Linked DNA regions of Homo sapiens: regions 1 and 2 are each linked to region 3. The links are chromatin contacts, found by Hi-C or POLR2A ChIA-PET in ENCODE. All regions are on one chromosome and are shown on one strand. Each heading gives the region's core, a stretch centred on a gene start or an enhancer-like site at or near the end of the contact. The rest is flanking DNA. Distances are from core to core; before and after follow the strand shown.

Region 1 (3,015 bases), core at 179-2,678, 1.3 Mb before region 3:
CCAGCTCATACTTTTGTTTTTTCGTTCTTTTGTTTTTAAATCTGTTTCTGCAAACAAAGCTTCATCTCTGGTAAAGAGAGAAGTCTTGGTCTTCCCAGGGCTGCCCTGCCTTTGCAATCCCTTAGCCATAAAGAAACCTTTAAGAGTACATTTTAAAAGGACAGCCTGCAGCAATGATTTAATCCTGGGAAATCCCAGTGCTCTGAACTCCCCACTTTCCAAGCCTGAGGGCGAAATCCTTTCCCAACCAGTGTCTGACCTTCCCTATCCTCAGCCAGGACCCCTGCTTGGCATGCCTGTGATGTCATGAATTAGCTCTCAGTCTCCAGTGACTTGGACCGGGGAGACAGATAGGTGTGACCATGAATTGAGAGTCGGTGTTAGGGAGATCTTAGCTCTCTTGGTGCCACAGGACTCTGGCATCCTGATGCTTGGCTTTGGAAACAAGAGAGAATGACTGAAGAAAGAGGGAGGGGTGACTTTAAAAGGAGACCTTTACTACTCAAAAGGTAATCTTTGGGCCAGCAGCAACAACACCGTCTGGGAGATTGTTAGAAATTCAGAATCTCAGGCCCCAACCTAGACCTTGCGAATCAGAATCTGAATTTTAACGAGATCCCTGGGTAATTGTTATGGCAATAAAGGTTAGAAGTACCGACTCACAATTGTGCCTATTGTGGTGAAGATGGAGTAACTTCCCTGAATGACATTAAAAAGTTGCGTAGTTTGCTTGTTGATACTCCGTTGTTTTGGTAGTGGGGTAAGAGATGCATGGCAGCATCAAGAGAAGAGGGTAAGGGTCCTCACCCGCAGTCTTTCCAATATACCATTTCAGCCCAGTTCCCAGGGGAGACGGCCACATTCCTGCAGAAGGGGGTTCCCGGGGTCCGGGGAAATAAGCCTACCCTAAGCGAGTTTCGGAGACCCAGGGGACACTGGAGTATCCATGTGGAACCCCAGATTCAGCAACAGGCTGAGAAGGTCACTGTCGGAACAAGATGCACAGCCAAATGCCCTCTCCCCGTGCCCAAACACAACCCAACTCTCTCTCTGGCCAAGCTGGACGCCGTTAATGCTCTGTTTCTATTCTGTTGTCACCCTAGGATAGTCATTGCAACGTGACGCCCTTGTCCTTTCAGGTTCAGGCGCAGCTGCAGCTGGACAGCGCTGTGGCGCACGCGCACCACCACCTGCATCCGCACCTGGCCGCGCACGCGCCCTACATGATGTTCCCAGCACCGCCCTTCGGACTGCCGCTCGCCACGCTGGCCGCGGATTCGGCTTCCGCCGCCTCGGTAGTGGCGGCCGCAGCAGCCGCCAAGACCACCAGCAAGAACTCCAGCATCGCCGATCTCAGACTGAAAGCCAAAAAGCACGCCGCAGCCCTGGGTCTGTGACGCCAACGCCAGCACCAATGTCGCGCCTGTCCCGCGGCACTCAGCCTGCACGCCCTCCGCGCCCCGCTGCTTCTCCGTTACCCCTTTGAGACCTCGGGAGCCGGCCCTCTTCCCGCCTCACTGACCATCCCTCGTCCCCTATCGCATCTTGGACTCGGAAAGCCAGACTCCACGCAGGACCAGGGATCTCACGAGGCACGCAGGCTCCGTGGCTCCTGCCCGTTTTCCTACTCGAGGGCCTAGAATTGGGTTTTGTAGGAGCGGGTTTGGGGGAGTCTGGAGAGAGACTGGACAGGGGAGTGCTGGAACCGCGGAGTTTGGCTCACCGCAAAGCTGCAACGATGGACTCTTGCATAGAAAAAAAAATCTTGTTAACAATGAAAAAATGAGCAAACAAAAAAATCGAAAGACAAACGGGAGAGAAAAAGAGGAAGGGAACTTATTTCTTAACTGCTATTTGGCAGAAGCTGAAATTGGAGAACCAAGGAGCAAAAACAAATTTTAAAATTAAAGTATTTTATACATTTAAAAATATGGAAAAACAACCCAGACGATTCTCGAGAGACTGGGGGGAGTTACCAACTTAAATGTGTGTTTTTAAAAATGCGCTAAGAAGGCAAAGCAGAAAGAAGAGGTATACTTATTTAAAAAACTAAGATGAAAAAAGTGCGCAGCTGGGAAGTTCACAGGTTTTGAAACTGACCTTTTTCTGCGAAGTTCACGTTAACACGAGAAATTTGATGAGAGAGGCGGGCCTCCTTTTACGTTGAATCAGATGCTTTGAGTTTAAACCCACCATGTATGGAAGAGCAAGAAAAGAGAAAATATTAAAACGAGGAGAGAGAAAAATAATATTAACACAAAAAAATGCCACAGACAATGATTTCTCTGAGAAATTATTATGGCAAAACTGTCTGGACTGCTGACAGTAAATTCCGGTTTGCATGTTACTTGTATTCCATTGATGGTGTGTCTCCTCCCACCCCCTTATCTCCCATGCACTCACTCCATTTTCATCTTCACTATGAAAAACAATACCAAAAGTATCTGGAAATTGATATATATATATCCATATATATATATCATATATTTGCCATATATATATATATATATATATATATATATATATATATATATTTGCCCTGTCTTTGATCCTGGGGAACAAAAGAAAAAAGTCAGAAAGGGAAAAAATTACACTCATTGTCCTAAGAAGACAGAGGTGGGCAGAATATGTGGGGAAAGGAAAAAGAAAACAAGACCACCAAATGAAATAATGAAGGTACAGCGCCTCGCTGTGCCAGACACAGTAGGCGCTCAATCAGTATTAGTTCCCACCATTCCCCTTTTCTTGTGTTCCTTCTTGTTGGTTTCCTGAAGTCCTATTTGAAGACAGTGGTTTATTTCCCCCTCTCTATCCCGTCAAATTCACCTTAAATAACACCCAGCTAGATACAGGCACTAGGTTTGTGTAAGATATGTTGATACACACGAACAAAGTTTATTTTGACTATAATGTGTGGACTGACTTTCAACATTTGCATTTTATCTCACAAAGGTGTATCTATTCAAGTAACCTTTTTTTTTTGTTTGTTTGTTTCTTTTTTGTTTTTTTTTTTCT
Region 2 (3,044 bases), core at 485-2,984, 1.9 Mb before region 3:
TGCTGAACTAAGAAACGTGGAGAGGCCAGGCACGGTGGCTCATGCCTGTAATCCTAACACTTTGGGAGGCAGAGGAGGGAGGATTGCCTGAACTCAACATGGTGAAACCCCATCTCTACTAAAATACAAAAAAATTAGCCAGGTGTGGTGAAGTGCACCTGTAGTCCCAGATACTAGGGAGGCTGAGGCAGGAGAAATGCTTGAACCTGGGAGGTGGAGGTTGCAGTGAGCCGAGATCACGCCACTGCACTGCAGCCTAGGCAACAGAGCGAAACTCTGTCTCCAAAAAAAAAAAAAAAAAGGTCATGTGTGAAAGACAGTGTCTCGCAAAGCAAATTTCTCATACACGGACAAGACTGAGAAAAGTTTCATTGACATTTGATACAAGATGATGGGCAAGCAGACAGATGGTATTTAAAGGCAAAGTCAATCAGAACCCCCAAATCCCAGGAGACAATAATAAGCATGAAACTGAGGCCAAAGTCCAGAATCCAGATTTACTGCAGAATCTACATAATCAGAAAGAGATACACCTCAAGAGTCTTGGGTGTGTGCATTACTACCAAGTTAAAGGTCCTGGCCAGGCATGGTGGCTTATGCCTGTAATCCCAGCACTTTGGGAGGCTAAGGTGGGTGGATCACCTGAGGTCAGGAGTTTGAGACCAGCCTAGCCTAAACCCGTCTCTACTAAAAATACAAAAAACTAGCCGGGCATTGTGGTGGGCACCTGTAATCCCAGCTACTCTGGAGGCTGAGGCAGGAGAACTGCTTGAACCCAGGAGGCGGACGTTGCAGTGAGCCGAGATAGCACCATTGCACTCCAGCCTAGGCAACAAGAGTGAAATTCCATCTCAAAAAAAAAAAAAAAAAAAAGAAAAGAAAAGAAAAAAAGGTCTCAATCCAGGCAGCGAAGACCTTGGCCAAACTTTGGTAGAATCTCCAAGTTATCCTAGCCCAATTAACCTAAGACCACCAAGGATAAACCTGTACTTCTACAAAGTCAGGTTTATAGGCCCATTGCAATGAGGTAGACCACATACCAGAGAGAGTGCTTTGTATAAGTTCAGTTTTTAAGTTTATTTTAATCCTTGAAGTAAAATATTCAAAATGACTCAAGTTGGAAGCATGGCGTTACATCAAAACTTATCATTTTAAGATTAGTAAAGGAGAGGGGTACAGGTGCATTTTTTTATTTCTCCTGATCCAAATTACATAATCTCCCAATTTAATACTATAGTTTGCAGATTCTCATACTTTGATTTGGGCAGAACTGGTCCAAACCCACAAAAAGCTGAGGATGAGCAAGCCTCTTCCTGGACTCTCATAAGGGGAAGGGAAATGAAGGAATCGAATCACTACCTGGAGTACTGTGTACCTTGCCCTGCCAGGGACGCTGCATGCGGTGTATAAGGAAGTTGTGCTCCAGTATGCAAGCGAAGCAACCAGACTTTTTTCCCATGGACAGGAAACTAGAGTCTTCAGAGATGTCCTATATCAGCGAAAGCCCCACCCTGCACTTCTATAAAGGTTAATGAAACGAAAGATGCAATCCCAGCGAACCTAGCCCACTGACTCCCTCCCCACACCTCCACCTGCTGGTGCCTGACAAGCATGCTGGCCTCTCCTCCAGTAGGAACCAGCAGGCGGAGTAAGGAAGCCCGCTGCAGGCAGTAGTGGGGCGGGGCCTCAGAAGCAGTCAGCCCAGGGCTCTCGGATGCAGGGAGCCTGGGCCCAAACAGCAGCTTCCGGAGTCGGAAGGAGCTGAGGAAGAAGACTGACTGAAGGAGCTTGCGACTTTTCCGCCTCGGCAACCGGACCCAGCAGCAAGCAGGACGGGCGGCGCTCTGCTACTGGTCCCGTTAAGCCAGAGTAGCCCAAGCCCTGAAGTCACTGCTCATCCGGAATGGAAATCCCGCCGACCAACTACCCAGCCTCCAGGGCGGCCTTGGTGGCACAGAACTACATCAACTACCAGCAGGGGACCCCGCACAGGGTGTTTGAGGTGCAGAAGGTCAAACAAGCCAGCATGGAGGTGAGTTTAGCAGGGGGTGGTGGACAGCAGAGGCTTCAGGATTGCGCTCCCTCCACTCACCCGCGGTCTCAGCCTTTGGGTGCAGACACTCCGTGCCACCCCCTACCCACCTTCTGTTTTAGGACACACTGCTGGTATCTGGTCTTGAGATATTAAGGTTTCTGGGGGAATGTCTATACTCCAGTCTCTGGAGACAGCCCGGGACTGTTTTCACCTTAAGGCAGAGACAAAGTTTTTACGCACACAGTTACAAGAAAACGGGAACACGCTCTAGGTAAGGGGCAGCACTTTCCTTAAGTGTAAACTGTAGAAACCATTCAAAAGACTACTAAGGCTGCCACGTTTCTCATCTGCTACTCTGATCTGGACCAACAAAAGCTCCCATCTTCCAAGACTCTATTGCCTACATTTTAAGACAAATCCTTATCAGACCCTTTGACCAAAATGAAGGGGGAAACAAACAGCAAGAGAAACTGACAATCAAAGTCAAAGAATAAAAGCACTGTGGGCTGACGCTGGCCTTTAGCCACCCAAACACCGCTACCACATGACTGCCTTAAATGATGTGCACCCTCTGCTAAAGGCTTGAATTAAATGTTTAAGGCCTCAGCAATCACTAACGAGGTTTGTTTTCATTTTACGAAAATCTACTGGATTTGAGATTATCCCTTATTTATCTGACAGAATTTTAACTGCTAACAGTCTTTTAGAGGTGACACAGTAGATCTTATTTTGAAACTGTACCAGATAACAGAATTAGGTATAAATTTTCAATCTGTATCTTGATTTAAAAGTGAAATACCATTTCTTAGTCTTATATAATTTGTTAATCATTTTGCAGTTTCACTAATGTATAAGTAAAAACAATACTTAATTGTATTAAGTCTCCAATTGCTTTGCAGTAATCTGCCTCAAAATGAAATTCACATTCATTGAACATTATTTGGAGGGTACACTGAGCTTTATGAAAAAATCTTTTCAAAGGTGATATTGTCATCTTTAGAATTAAACG
Region 3 (2,771 bases), core at 235-2,734:
AGAGCAGTGGTGGCTGACGGTCCAATTTTGTCACCAAAAGGAACTGGGGAGAAGGCATCTATGCCCACCCTCCTGTTAGAAAATTGCCAGGAAATGACTTTCTTTGGCACAACTTGGATGATATGCAATCTCTTTAACCAAATTACTAAGGCCAGGAGGAGTCAAGTGCTGTTTGTCATTGGCTTACCTTGAGTCAGGTATATGCCTCTCGACCAAGTGTGGGGACCAAGTAGGCAAGGCCACACACAATGACACCTCCCTTTCTAACTACATTCTAGAAGAGTAAAGGCAGAAGCACAATCCAGGCAGGAAGGGTAGGCAGTTCTGTCCCAGAAGAAATTAAGCGTGCTGGGCAGACCAGGAAAAAAAAAAAAAATCCCACGTGAGAATCAGTCAGCTGGTAGAACATTTTAAAATTAAACAGTGAATCTTGCTGCCTTTTCCCACATATGGTAAGCTGAGATGAGAATATGTATTTTTGAGAAAGCTTCCTAGGAGTTTATTGTGTCTATTCTAACCCTAGAGAATCCCCCCTTTCCTATAATGTTACATGTATCACAAAAACAAATGTGTGTGTAACTAGGCACTATAGGCCTAAGAGTCATAATAGGGAAATAAGAGAGCATAGATTCACCAAATCAAAGTTTAAGTACATAGAAAATAAACTAATGTGGAATTTCCCAAGCTTTCAGTTGACTGGGGTGCTCTTGTGTTAAAAACTATCGTGGTAACATTTTTTGTTTTGTCCTCTAAACTTGATTTATCTGCAAATCTACAAACATTTTAATTATGTAAATAGATATCTGTGCGGGCAAAACACTTTTTGCTCACATGATCTTGAGAAGGAACTTAGATTCTGGTGTCTTAAAACGTGGCACCTTTTTTATGTCCTTGGGGCTTTTGAGTCACCATATAAATGAGGTCTCTCATGTTCGTATGCCAGGGAGATCAACCACCTCTGATTTTAAAATAAAACACTGCAAAGAAAGCTTCCGGGAGGAATGAGAGCATGCCCCAAATCACGACTCTGTAATTAGTCTTTGTGCAGAGCGGACAGAAATTTCGTCCCAAAGCCACCGTCCTTGCTCTGGTTCCTTTCTCTGTAAGCATGTCACACGAACCACACTCCTGCGCCATGCATCGCAATTTAAAGCTTTCCTTGTAAAGTTTCCCCAGCTTGATTGCTTATGGAAAGAGCAGCTCCGGTTCCCAATTCGTTTAATACATCCTGTCCGAGCGCGTTTTATTACCGAATGTTACCCACGTTGTGATAACAAGGGGACGCTGTGTCCTCCCCCGGTGAACTCACTCCCTGTCCCAGAAATATAGCGTGACTGCCCTCCCCGGCGGTGTTTTGAAAGTAGAAGCCGGGCGCCGCCCTCCAGCACCTGCACCTCCCGCCCGGCGACGGCCGCCTGAAGCACGAAGTGCGTGCGACCGCAGCCCGGCAGGTCACGCAACCCCAGGCCGCCGCGCCGCCTGCGTGCCTGCAGCCCGCCGGCCCCGCCCCCGCTGCCTGCTTCCGCCGCTTTAGTGCACGCTCGGGCTTCCTGGTGCGCCCGGAGCCTGCCTCGCGTGCCGACCCCGCCGCGTAATCCGGCGAGGCATCCCAGATTCCGCCCGGCTCCAGACGCCCTCCACCGACTTTAGTTCGAGCAGGTGACGCCCTCATTTTAACGCCGAAAAGTGTCAGTTCCCGATATACAACAAACACCTCAGGCTGCGAAACGTGGGATAAGGGGACAGCGGGCTGAGAGTCGACCTCGCCCCTGGGCCCCTCTCGGCCTCCTTGGCGCCTGCTCCCTGCCCGCTCCGTCGGGCGGCCCTGTGCGGGCGGAGAGAGCAGCAAGGCGGCCTCCCGCACTGCCTGGATTTCGAGGGCGGGGGCGGGCGCGGGGGCAGCCCGGCCAGGGCTAGGAGACCCGGGAAGGGGTCGCCAGCGAGTGGCCTTCGCGGAGCTGCCTCACCCCGCCTGCCTGGAGCCGGGAGCCCGGCGTGCACTGACGCCTGGGGCACGCTGGGGGCGACTTTCGTGGCCGGGCGGCTGACCCCGGCGACCCGGCGCAGTGTCCAGAAGTGCGCTGGGGGGTAATGAAGGGCAGCGCTCGCTGAGGCTGAAAGGAGCGAGGGCCGGCGCTGTGTAGGTTAGATTCTTTGTTGACGTCTGGGAGCCGTCTTTTGAAGAATGAGAACGGGGCCGTTATTGCAAGTAGGATGGGCTTCATCGTGGGCCTCGAAGGATCAGGGGTGGGCGCGCCGGCTGCCAGGGCCCCTCTCACGCCACGCCGCGTGCAGGCGAGGGGAAGCGCGTGTCGTGACGACCTGCGATGAGATCAGTTTGAGTAACCACAGCCGTCGGGGCTGAGAAATGCAGCCAGTCACGCAGCGCAGCGCAGCTCAGCGCTGGCTCTGGCCGGGTGGCCGCAGCCGCTCCGCGCTTCGCAGAGGGAGGTGGGGGTGGATCAGCCCCTTCCAGGTGGTCGCCGGTGGGGGCGTCAGAACTATTCTAAGAGGGTGGGGAGCCAGAGAAGAAAACCATACAAAATGCAACTTGCATGATTAGGAGGCTGAATTCTATGAGCAAATGGGTTTTCAAGAAGCACACTGAAAATAACCTCTGTAAATGGTTGTCTCTTACACTTTGCCCAGTAGATAACTGTTTAAAAACTACTCTAACACGGAATTCAAAGGTCATTCAAATGTGCCTTCAATTTGTTTATATTACTTAGTTTAACAGGCAGTACACACGGCTCACATATGCGTGCATGAAA

What was found. Hi-C counts contacts between places; a loop is a spot of excess contacts on that map. ChIA-PET counts read pairs that join two places held with the same protein, here RNA polymerase II (POLR2A). Pooled maps may share reads with other maps.
Region 1: a pooled map shows a loop between it and region 3 (6-fold over the local background). The contact joins the enhancer-like site here to the promoter of LINC00886 in region 3. A Hi-C loop is called at or near these places in 1 of 168 maps with a recorded cell type or tissue (CD4-positive, alpha-beta T cell), 1 of 37 single-sample maps with no recorded cell type and 2 of 50 pooled maps.
Region 2: a pooled map shows a loop between it and region 3 (4-fold over the local background). The contact joins the promoter of LXN here to the promoter of LINC00886 in region 3. A Hi-C loop is called at or near these places in 3 of 50 pooled maps. POLR2A ChIA-PET finds 5 or more read pairs at or near these places in 2 of 52 experiments (GM10248 and activated T-cell).

The regions. Positions count from the first base shown.
Region 1 is chr3:158,096,409-158,099,423 of GRCh38, reverse strand. It overlaps SHOX2 (SHOX homeobox 2), which reads left to right. Exons shown (of 5, transcript NM_001163678.2): 5 at 1,140-3,015. The coding sequence ends at 1,397. Among named protein-coding and RNA genes, the nearest start is that of SHOX2, 8.5 kb to the left of the region's middle. RefSeq lists an enhancer at 1,257-1,426. Within about 2 kb of position 1,428, at least 3 of the 41 ENCODE cell types and tissues checked have a DNase peak (open chromatin) inside an H3K27ac peak, as active enhancers do.
Region 2 is chr3:158,671,338-158,674,381 of GRCh38, reverse strand. LXN (latexin) reads left to right here and starts at 1,734. Exons shown (of 6, transcript NM_020169.4): 1 at 1,734-2,032. The coding sequence starts at 1,904. The region is part of intron 13 of GFM1 (G elongation factor mitochondrial 1); the gene reads right to left. RefSeq lists enhancers at 1,361-1,550, 1,861-1,910, 1,332-1,924, 2,351-2,410, 1,925-2,517.
Region 3 is chr3:156,815,775-156,818,545 of GRCh38, reverse strand. It overlaps LINC00886 (long intergenic non-protein coding RNA 886), which reads left to right and starts at 1,484. Exons shown (of 3, transcript NR_038387.1): 1 at 1,484-1,659. RefSeq lists an enhancer at 387-1,586 and silencers at 1,471-1,680, 1,701-2,030.